Regions from separate parts of the Homo sapiens genome. Here region 2 is linked to region 1. Evidence: chromatin contacts called from ENCODE Hi-C or POLR2A ChIA-PET data. All regions are on one chromosome and are shown on one strand. The core of a region is the stretch at or near the end of the contact, and the rest is flanking DNA. Distances in the headings are between cores, read along the strand shown. Region 1 has its middle 62 kb from the start of TLR5. Region 2 has its middle 130 kb from the start of TLR5.

What was found. Hi-C counts contacts between places; a loop is a spot of excess contacts on that map. ChIA-PET counts read pairs that join two places held with the same protein, here RNA polymerase II (POLR2A). Pooled maps may share reads with other maps.
Region 2: a map of heart right ventricle shows a loop between it and region 1 (2.4-fold over the local background). The contact joins two enhancer-like sites. A Hi-C loop is called at or near these places in 12 of 168 maps with a recorded cell type or tissue (Caco-2, HepG2, PC-3 and 5 more), 1 of 37 single-sample maps with no recorded cell type and 6 of 50 pooled maps. POLR2A ChIA-PET finds 5 or more read pairs at or near these places in 3 of 52 experiments (H1, MCF 10A and WTC11).

The regions. Positions count from the first base shown.
Region 1 is chr1:223,078,610-223,084,359 of GRCh38, forward strand. No RefSeq gene overlaps it. Among named protein-coding and RNA genes, the nearest start is that of TLR5, 62 kb to the right of the region's middle. RefSeq lists an enhancer at 4-517. Within about 2 kb of position 2,747, at least 25 of the 41 ENCODE cell types and tissues checked have a DNase peak (open chromatin) inside an H3K27ac peak, as active enhancers do; they include heart right ventricle, where a contact is called at or near this core.
Region 2 is chr1:223,014,204-223,019,953 of GRCh38, forward strand. No RefSeq gene overlaps it. Among named protein-coding and RNA genes, the nearest start is that of TLR5, 130 kb to the right of the region's middle. Within about 2 kb of position 3,173, at least 3 of the 41 ENCODE cell types and tissues checked have a DNase peak (open chromatin) inside an H3K27ac peak, as active enhancers do; they include heart right ventricle, where a contact is called at or near this core.

The DNA of each region.
Region 1 (5,750 bases), core at 1,497-3,996:
TGAGGGTGGATCGCCTGAGGTTGAGAGTTTGAGACCAGGCTGGCCAACACAGCGAAACCTTCTCTCTATTAAAAATACAAAAATTATCTGGGCGTGGTGGCAGGTGCCTGTAATCCCAGCTACTTGGGAGGCTGAGGCAGGAGAATTGCTTGAACCTGGGATGTGGAGGTTGCAGTGAGCCGAGATGGCGCCACTGCACTCCAGCCTGGGCAACAGAGCAAGACTGTCTCAAAAAAAAAAAAAAAATTATGAGGCCCTCAGGAAACCTGGGGGTCCATCCATCAACGCCAATCTGTGACCTCGTTCAGATGTTTCTCCAGCTCTGGCTGCTGGAACGTTTATTCCTCCATCAGGGCTTGGGCCATTCCAGGCTGGGGAGAAGAGGCCAGAGGGAGGAGGGAGGCCCCCAGCCAGGTTCCGGCTTGGGCAGTGCAGCCAGCAGAGGGGCTTAGGAGCAGCAGGCAGTGGAGTCCTGAGCAGAAGCAGGAGGGTTGCAGGGCTGTGCTGGCACCAGCCGTGGTACAACTGGGGCATGGATGATGACTGAAGATGGTCAGGTAGAGGAGAGTTGAAGCTTCTACCCTACATGTGTGCTCACTGTTCAGGAGACTCATCAGCGCTGCTTTACAGTGTGGTCGCTGGCTTTTCCCAAGAGAAAGAGGAAACTGCCAGGACTGCTAAAGGCTGGGCCCAGGACTGCTGCTCCTTCTATGGCTCGACACAGGGGGAAGGGGGACAGCCTCGCTTCTTGCTGGGGCTGATCACAGGGGAAGAGGGGTCCAAGGCCACCATTGGAGACCACGCATTCTACGTGAGGGCCACGGGTCCCCCTGTGTCTGCCTTTCCACGTGGGGAGGGGTACATAGCAGCTGTGAACCTCTCATCTGCTGCCCCAGGCTTTTGGATCCTGTCAATGCACAGACTCTGACAGACTCAAACATCTGCCTTCCAGCCTCGGCCATGTACTCTGGTGACTTCCCCAGAATGAGTGTGGCAGGTCGCCTTGATCCAAGTAGCTGCCAACTCACCCTTGCCCTCTTAAACAGCCCCTTTGTGGACAGTGGTCAGTGACAGAGACATGGGTGACCTGCTGAGTGGGAGGGGAAGGCTCCTCTCTGGAGGTTCAGAGGTGGAATTCAGACCCGCAGGCCAAAGTCTCAGAAGGCAGATTTTACGCCCACGCAGGAGTGAATAATAAACTCTTTAATACTGGAGTGGTCTGATTTCCAAAAGGGGGTGCCCTGTCCCTAGAAGTGTTCACACAGAGGCCGGATCATCCCTGCCGGGAGAATGAGAATGAATTCCTACACTCGTGGAGAGGCTGGACTCTTTAAACTTCCAAGATTCCTCACGCTTTTAATCATCCTTCATTCTAATTATCCAGACCCTATTTGGTGACAATTATCATTTGCAAGTCCCAGCAATCCTCATTTTGGGGGCCAATCCCTAGTTGCTTGTGTAAGTAAGCATTGTTGAGAAAAGGGTCCAACAGCTGGAATCCAGGAAGGCCCTACCTACCTAGGCACCATGTTAATGCCCAGCTAGTCAGTTGGGTCCAAGCGGCTTTGAGTATTTCTATTTTAATATAACTGCATGAAATTCGCGCACCCGGGAAAGAGCTCGTGCGGGGTCACTGAGCACCTTCTTTTCTTGGCCCTGAGGTTGGGCTGGGGGTGGAAAGGACCCTCAGCTCAGAGCCCTCCGTGAGGCCCCCAGCATCTACTGCATCACAGATTGGACTGTCCCCAGCCACAGGACAGGGCTCAGGCCTCCCAGTTCTCCAAGAAGCGCATTCCCTGGGGTTGGCCCACAGGACCGGGCTTCTCCGTTCACCTTTTCTCTTGGATTCGTGCACCACCTTGGCTGTACTGAGAAGCAGTAGTGTGAGCAACCAGGTTTGAAGGCCACAGGCTCTGACCCCAATGCCCACCCTGTGCTGCTCCGGAGGAACTCTCTGGGGTCTCCTGCCCCTCAGGCTCCAATGCCGGCCCCAGCCTCACTCTGCCAGGGCCATGGATCCTGCCCTCACAGCCCTGGGGGGGAAGGACCAGTGCCCAGGCAAAGCTCCATGCCTGGCTCACACAGGCCCACAGGAGAGGGAGGAAAAGTCTCCCTCATGAGTAGCCAGGGTCAGGGTCCAATGAGGGCCCTTAACATGTAAAAGATGTAGCTTGAGCTCAATCAGCTTTAACCTTGTCTTTCCATTACCTCATAAAGTAGCATGGAACTCTTGACAAAAGTAGCAAAGCTCTGAGGAGATGTGCGCTTACTGGCTTTCTAGCATATTCCAAAGTTCTCTCTGCCTCCAGGTGTGTTGCTGCTGCAGGGCTGCAGGTAGGCATGGGCCGGGCTGCAACTTGGGGCTCTTCTGAGGACCTGGGACTCTCCCCGGGAAGGGCGGCCGTGCAGCTGTTTCTAGATCAGCGAGGATTTCACCACAGGACTCCCATTCTGTGATCGTGCTTCCAGGCTGACCTGTGGCACGTGTGTGCAGGGTGTCGTGCATGTGTATTGTGCGTGTGGTGGGTGTCCACTGTGTAGTGTGTGTACACATAGTATGTGTGGTGTGTGTATACTGTGGTTTCTCCCCTGAGGCCGGCGCCTCCGGGTGTGGTGTTGGCGCTGTGTCTAGGGTTTCTAGAAGGGGAGGAATGAGGGAAAGAGGCCCCTCCGGGCACTGGGACAGGCTCAAGGGGAACAGCCCCGAGCTGGGTGTTGGCTGAGTGTGAATTCCAGCAGCCAGGCTCACAGACCCGTGTCACCTCTGACGTCAAGTGGCAGGGACACGCTAAAAGCCTTTGAGTCTATTGATTGAGAAGGCTCCAGAAGGTTTTGGAGCGCTGGAAGAAGGCCAGGCCTGGAATTTACGCGTCGGCCTCTTGGTGTCTCCTCCCGCTGAAGGGAGTAAATCCAGGCAGGTCTGGGGCTGCCGGGCGGGCACCTGGGGCGGAGGAGCCTCGAGGCTGTGGTCCTGCAGCACCACCTGGGGGCGGCGAGAAGAGTAGCCGCAGAGGCTCGGGAGGACGCGCCCTCGGGTCCAGCCGCAGCCAGCACACCGGGAGGTGGTCAGGGGTCATCTCTTCTGCGCCGGCCCCAAAGTAGACTGTCCAGTTCCCTGGGAGATACTGCGAAATCTGCTTCATGTTTCCATTCGTAGACAGGAAAAAAAAAAGCCCGCCCCAAAAGCCTGAGCTTCCATTAGGATTACCTTGCCTGGGGTCCCAGAGTGACCATAAAACACCATTTCCCACCCTCCCTGCCCCATTGGTTTGTCAGAATACTGCTTCCACTAAGAGGTACCATCGTTTAAGATTCTTAGAATATTCTACCTAAAAGGCCTGAATATTCTCATATTCATGTGTGGCCTTAGAATGAATATCCAGCCTGAAAGGAGATGGTGAAGTATGCCTGCCTCATAGGGAAACTGAGGCTCAGCAAGGCTCCGTGGAAGAGGGGAAACCTTACCCTCTGAGTGCTCCATAATGGAGTCTATGGAATAAACTGACAGCAGGCGGATTAGCAGGAGGAAGGGTGACCACATTTATTATGCACATGGATGCATCATGGGAAAGAAAAGTGAATATCTCCAAACCAATGAGAGACCTAGAAGCTTATGCGCCTGACTCACCGCGGAGGCAGGAGAGGGGATGGAGGTGCCATGGGGAGAATGAATGATTTGGGGAAAGATGAATGGGCCCTTGGGAGAATATGGGTAGCCTATGACAAAGTTGGCCTGGGCATGGCATCAACCTTCAGTCCCCTCTGCTGTGATGCGAGTCTCCCCTGGCTCATGAATTTCCTGGGGAGGGGGATTCATGATAATTGAGGTCCCTTTGGAGGGTCCGTCTTTAGGCAGACAAAGGCAGCTCAGAGCAAGCCTCCGCCTGCATCCTGTGCTGCCCAGTGCCTTCGGTTCAAGGTAGCTGGCATACCGTGTTTGGGTGGCACTTCCCGAACTCCTTCAGCCCAGTCCCTTGACTTTAAGCCCAGTGCTCTTTCCACTGCTGTCCACGGTGTGTGGCCCTCCCCCCGTGCAGGTGTGTGACTGGGCACCCGCAGAGGGACACCAGGCCACAGGGAAAACAGAGAGAGGCAGACCCAGATAATGCCAAGATGTGCACAGAGCTGAGTGCTGTAGAAGGAGCTGCAGGCATGGGATGGAGGGTGTGACACCAAGTGGTACCACCCACAGGACACATCTGCTGCGAAGATACTCAGACTGAAGTCTGGGTCCCAGAGAAATGACTCTTTATAGCACCTGGAAAGGCTACCCTGCTGCCTGCAGTCTCTGTGGAACAAAGAAGAAATGAATATTGCAATGCATGTCACACGTAAATTCAGCATCTAGCCCTGTTTGTACTTGACCTGGCCTGGCCACCTTGTTACCTTATGCTCCTCATCACAAACTCCTCCCCAGAGCCAGGCTGCTGGCCTCCCTGAATATCCTGCTTTCGCGCCTTTGCTTTTGCTGCTTCCCCTTCCCGGAGCACCTGCCATGCCCCCCTCACACCTTAGCATGTGAGTCGAAGCTTCCTGTACACAGCCAGGGGCTCCTGGAGGGGTGTGTTAGCTTCCTACAGCAGCTGTAACAAAGTCTTACAGACCGGGAGGCTTACACAGCAGAAACCTGTGGCCTCACAATTCTGGAGGCTGCAAGTCCGAGATCTAGATGTTGGCAGGTTGATTCGTTTTGTGGGCTGTGAGGGAGAATCTGTTGCAGGCCCCTCTGCTTGGCTGGTAGTCGACCATCTTCATGTGTCTTCATGCATCATTCTGTGTGTGTGGCTGTCTCCACGTTTCTCTTTTTTATAAGGACACTATTCATTTTGGATGAGTAATGGCCTCATTTTAACTTGATTACCTTTCTAAAGCCTTATCTTCAAATGAGGTGCTATTCTAAGGAACATGGGACGTCAGCAAATGACTTTTGTAGTAGACACAATTCCACCCACAATACCTGGTTCTGGCCTGGCCAGCCACTGCTGAACCGATGGAATGCTAAAGGGAATGGGATTTCGAAGTGAAAGATGGCTTGGAAGTTTGGAGAACATGAGGAGGAGGTCTCGGGGGTGTTGGGGGTGGATGAGCCCATTGCTGTGGGAGCAGAGAGGTCAGAGCATGTAGTGGAAAGGGGTTTGGGGTAAGCTTTTGCTGTTTCGGTTGTGAGAAAAACTTTCTTCCATCTCCTTGGGAAAGCGTTAGCAAGGAGTACATTACTAATCCTTAGACTGGAGTGAGATATGTGTTGGGTCAGGGGCAACGTGAGGACGTCCGGCACTACGGAAGGGCCAGGGGGAGCCCCAGTGGATCTAAATCTTTCTTACCCTTCCAGGACTAACTCACGTCCTTCTTCCTGGCACGTCTGAGCTTGCGTTATTCTGGCAGAAAACAAACTAAATTACAGTAAATATATCACACACATTATTTCCAGCGCCACTTCATTAGCCGGTGCTGTTTTGTAGGGCTAATTAACTGTGGCGCGTATGTTTGTCTTCTCCAGTTGATGCTGGTGCACGTGTATAGTCTGAGGTTTGTTTTTCCCCAGCCTCACCCCCATGGTGCCTAATACACCACATCGTGCACAGCAGGCGCTTGGAGCACGCCTGTAAACTGAAGGCTGCTTGGGATGCCCATCACGTTCCCTTATGCCAGCCTTAGCACAGCGTCGGGGTCGCCCACACCCAAGGCTCCCCCTGTACCTGTGGAAGGGCTAGAATGGAGACAAAAGGCGTGCCCCATACATTGTACTT
Region 2 (5,750 bases), core at 1,923-4,422, 64 kb before region 1:
TTACAGATGCATAAACTGAGGATAAGAAAAATTAGGTAACACTTCTAAGGTCACACAGCTGTGTAGCAGCAGAGATAGATTTTAGCCCAGGCCTGTTTAGCAAGCTCCCACCTGAATGTTTGGGCCAGGTATTATAGATGCAACCAGAGGAGAGAGCTGCAATCCAGGCAGAGGAAACTGCAGATAAGAGTCAGAGACTTCAAAGAACTTAGCCCATCACAGGAATGTTTCTAACAGGGAGAAGTTGTAAAAATTTCTCATACCTGGTAAAAAGAAGACTATAAAAGAGTCTTCAAGTCACACCAAAATCAAAACCTTTTTTCTACAGGTTTCTTTATATGCTCTAGAACTAAGGGCTTGAACAGGGGCTTCTAGAAAGAAGGCAGATCTGAATCTAGACTTCCCGTCTCACACAGTGATTTGTGGAATGGGGACTGTGTGTGTGGTGGACTGTGATCATTCCTGGGTACTCCCACACTTTAACAGCCTCTCCATATTTCAAAAGCTTCCCCCATATTGTGGATCTACCTTCCCAGCATGGCAGCCAGACATGGATGCCCAGTCTCACTTGCTGTAAGGCTACAGACATGTGACTTAGTTTCTATCAATCAGATGGACTTTGGTTTGAAAGTGATGAAACAGGCCGGGCGCGGTGGCTCACACCTGTAATCCCAGCACTTTGGGAGGCCAAGGCGGGTGGATCATAAGGTCAAGAGATCGAGACCATCCTGGCTAACATGGTGAAACCCCATCTCTACTAAATATATAAAAATTAGCTGAATGTGGTGGTGCACACCTGTAATCCCAGCTATTCAGGAGGCTGAGGCAGGAGAATCACTTGAACCCGGGAGGCAGAGGTTTCAGTGAGCCGAGATGGCGCCACTGCACTCCAGCCCGGTCGACAGAACAAGACTCTGTCTCAAATTTAAAAAAAAAAAAAAAAGTGATGAAACCAGCTGGGACCATGGCTTAGACCTGCAAATGCATGTGATTTGGGGTTGTCAATGTCGGCAGCTCCCTTACCAGGACCATTCTTCAGTGCGGTGCTGGAAGTTGTTCTAGAAGCTTGGGTGTCTCCAGTCCTTGCAACATTTCAGTGAGTTTTCTAATGTCCTTAATAAATGCTCTCCTGCTGAAAACCAGCTAGAATAGATTCTATTGTCTGCAACTCAGGACCATGACCAATACAACACAGGGACTCTAAGGGGAGAGGAAGAGCCATCCTATCACCCTACTGGTCTTAGCTTCAAATAAGGAATGGAGAAAGCTATGAAATAAAGTGTGCTGGCCTCTTTGCTAACACTTTGTCTTCACTTCCTTAAGGTTAATGAGTTCTAATCATGTTCAGAATTTACCTTAGAGTTTTAAATTCTGCCCCAAGGCAATTACATCTTTCATTCGTTTATAAATACTCCAGTAGTAATGTCTTGACCTCATAGCCTCTGAAACATTCACTTCCCCAGCAAATGCTAACCATGGAAACAACTCAGCCAAAATGCATAACTGATAGGAGAGAGGCAGGGGCTATGCCTAACTCCCTCTGGGAGTTCCCTGGGAGGCCCACATATCTGAAAAGAAGACTGAGAACCGAGGGGAGGCAGACAGGTGAGAAGACAGCTTTCAAGTCCTTTGATTTCTTTTTTTTTTTTTTTTCAGACAGAGTCTCGTTCTGTCGCCCAGGCTGGAGTGCAGTGGGGCCATCTCTGCTTACTGCAACCTCCGCCCCCCTGTTCAAGCAATTCTCCTGCCTCAGCCTCCAGAGTAGCTGAAATTAAAGGGGTGCGCCACCACACCCGGCTAATTCTTGTATTTTTAGTAGAGACAGGGTTTCACCATGTTGGCCAGGTTGGTCTCGATCTCCTGACCTCAAGTAATATGCCTGCCTCGGCCTCCCAAAGTGCTGGGATTACAGGCGTGAACCACTACACTCAGCCCTGAACGATGGACTTTCATGAAATAGAAGCTAGCTTCGTCTATTTTAAGTAGAGTGAAAAGATTTTTGTGAGAAGAATTGGGGTGCCTCATGGAACCCACGGGCAGGCTTCCCAAGGGGCTGGAAGCAAGAGATCTCTCCCCTGGTCTTTGTCTCTGCTGTCTCTCTCTGTTTGTCTCGGTGTCAACAGGCGTGAGCCACCGCACCCAGCAGTAAAATAAACTTTCTAAATTGACTGGGACCTTTGATTTCTTAAGAGAAGATGATCTGTTAATGCAGGCACTGGGGAAGAACATCACTGAGAAGTATGGCTGGAGTGCACACAGCCTGCTGGGCTGGTCCTAGGCTCTTTGCCCACTCTAATAATGGGAGATGGATTCAGAGGCCTAAACATACAAAGAGGTTCTTGTGCAGGTTGTTGTGCATTAGAGGAGTCATGTCTTAAGGAAAAAGGCCTGGGAGAGCTTCCCATCTGCCCAGGGGAATTTAGGAGAACTGGGCCTTCCTGCTGAGAGGCCAGCGTGGGAGTTAGTAGGGGGAGCCTGGAGTTGGGATCTGCTCACTGAGGCCATCTGAGGCCAGTCTATAGTTATAATGATTTCCTAGCTCTCTGTCATCTTTGGAGGTAGAGGAAGAATTATTCTTCCTCGTGTAGTAAGCAGAGCTTTATGAAAACCAAAACAAAGACTGAAAGACCAACCAGTGAATGTTGGGTAGGGAATTTTTACTGCCCAACAGGGAACTGCACCCACCTGGGAGATGAGGTTGGAGGAAGAGAAATGGGGTAGGTCTTTCAAGCCAACAAGGTGTGCCCTGTCTCTTTGGAAGCAAGGCTTCTGAGATGATTAGTGGCTGTCTGGTGACATCGGGCTTGCTGAGAAGGCAGGCACCAGGCTGGCTGGAGAAGGTTTGTTGTTGGTGGGCAGGCGCTACGGCGCCCACTGCTGGGTCTTGGTGCATCCAAGGGGAGCCAGCCCTGCAGATCTGCCCAGTGCTGGCCGGCCGGGTGGCCAGTGGGGTCAGTCTGCTTCTTGTGTGGCTCTGCCTCTGGCTTTGCATCAGGTGCAGGGGCAAAGGGGTCATGGCTGGAGAAAAGTGGTCAGTCTTCTGTGGAAAGCCAAGGGGCTTTCTGTGTGTGCTAGAGGGCAGGGCCCATGGGTCTCGCACAGCCCACCACAGGCAGGCCGGGGCCCCTTCTCACCACCTCCCTACCTACTGGTATTTCTCTAGGGCTCCCTCTCCCCTACTTTCTCACAAGCTGAAGAGCCTGTGGCCTCCACCCCCAGCCCCTGGGAAAAAGCCTGGCTAGGAAGCAGTTGCCTGGAGTCCGGCAGGAAACCTGCACTGGTGTGGCGGAGAGAATGGGTGGCTCTTCCTTATCTGCCGGGACGGAGCAGGCCGAGGGGTAAACAGGAGGCTGTCCCAGCACCGGGAATTCCTGGATGAGGTGTTCCTCTTTAACTGGAAGGAAGGGATATCCTGTGTATTAGTCCATTTTCATGCTGCTGATAAAGACATACCTGAGACTGGGAAGAAAAAGAGGTTTAATTGGACTTACAGTTCCACATGGCTGGGGAGGCCTCAGAATCATGGCAGAAGGTAAAAGGAACTTCTTACATGGTGGTGGCAAGAGAAAAACGAGGAAGAAGCAAAAGCGGAAACCCCTGATAAACCCATCAGATCTCATGAGACTTATTCATGAGAATAGCACGGGAAAGACCGGACCCCATGAGTCAATGACCTTCCCTGGGTCCCTCCCACAACATGTGGGAATTCTGGGAGATAGAATTCAAGTTGTGATTTTGGTGGGGACACAGCCAAACCATATTATCCTAACATTGATTATCAAGATGGTCTCATCCAGGAATCCTTCCAGACCCACAGTAGGAAGGGGTGAGATGCATGTTTGATTTTGGGGACTGATGGCCAGGATACTCTCTGGGTTGGAGCCAGGAACCAAGGCCCCTTGAGGCCCGGCTTTGGGGACAAAGCAGAGAGAAATCAGGATCATAGGAGCACTGTCTGAGGATCAGCTAGGCCTGGATTCAAATCCAGACCACCCCTCGCCAGTGTGAGCTAAGCCCGCACCTTAGCCTCTCTGAGTCTCATCTGTGGATGGGGGTCACACTGCTTGCCTCCCTGGGCTGCCTGTGACAGTGTGCACACCCTCCACACACCACATTCGGGCCCCAGGTGGACATTTGCTAGGAAACTGCACAGCCTGGTTCCACTTTGTCATTCTGAAGCCACAGCTTGCCTGTGTGAGTGGGGACAAGAATAAGAAAGGACCTTGCCCAAAGTGCTCAGTCTTCAACACTGGCCCCTCTTCTGCAGAGACCTTGCAGGACAGGGCCTAAGGAGATGTTGTGGCCACTCGATGACCTGCCGTCTCTGTAGGGGATCAGGAACCACAGGTCTGGGTTGGCGCTTGGGTGGAGCTGGGGATACATTTGGGAGTCTGGCCCACATCACTGTTAGACACACGGAAGACTCCCGCCAAATCCATAGTCACCAGGCCTGCAGGGACCCTCCGAGGATGTAGAGAGAACTGCCTGACTGAGGATGGGGCAGTCATCCCTTCCTGTGTCCGGGCAACTGGAGAGAGCTGGGAGTCAATACCTCACATGGATGGTGGGGCCCAATAGCCCCGGCCGCATGTGCTTATTGAGCACTTAACATGGGGCTCATGTGAGGGAGGAAGTGAATCTTTAATTTTAGCTTATTCCCATTTAAATGGCCACACACAGCTAGTGGCTGCTGCCTTGGCTAGCCCAGGCTAGGCTGCAGTGGTTCCCAAACTTTCATGAGTATAAGAATCACCCAAGGAGCTTGTTGAAAAGTAGACTCAGAGATTTGGGTTCAGCCGGTCAGGGGAGAGGTCAGGGGAGAGGCTCTGGAGTTGCACCTTAATAAGCAGTCCACACTCTGATTTAGGGGCCACCTGGCCATCCGTTCTGTACTCCTCCTCCTTTCTTTCTTCCCAGCCCAGCTTTCTCTTTTACTGTCTTCTTATTCTGTGCCTTTGCCTCCATCATTTTATTTCCATTCCATTCCATTCCATCTATCTACAATTATGTGTCACTTAACGACAGGGGTACATTCTAAGAAGTGTGTCATTAGGTAATTTTGATATTGTTGTAAACCAAAAATAAAATTGTAAGGCCCCACCAACTATCTGAATGGACTCCTGCTCTCTTCCAAGGGCATTCCAAAGTTAACCTGAAAAACTAGTTCAGGCCTTGACAGGAACTGGGAGCTGGACATACCTCATCATTCCCTCCTCCCTTTTGGAATTACTGACAGAACAGACTCTTTAAGTCTGATAAGAAACATTTACAGTCTGGTCTCCCTGAAGCCTGCTACCTAAAAGCTTCATCTGCATGATCAAACCTTGGCATCCACAACCCCTTATCTCAACCCAGACATTCCTTTCTATTGATAACAACTCAACTAATTGCCAATCCAAAAATCTTTAAATCTACTTATAACTTGGAAGCCCCTGCTTTGAGTTATCCTGCCTTTCTGGACCAAACCAATGTACTGTTACATGTATTGATTGATGTCTCATATCTCCCTAAAATGTATAAAACCAAGCTCTACCCTACAGCCTTGGGGAAATGTCGTCAGGACTTCCTGAGGCTGTGTCACAGGCGTGGGCTTAGCCTTGGCAAAATAAACTTTCTAAATTGAGACCTGTCTCAGATACGTTGGGTTTACATTGTGCAAACATCATCGTGTATACTTACATAAACTAAATGGTGTCACCTACTAAATGCATAGGCTATAGGGTACAGCCTATTGCCCCTCGGCTACAAAC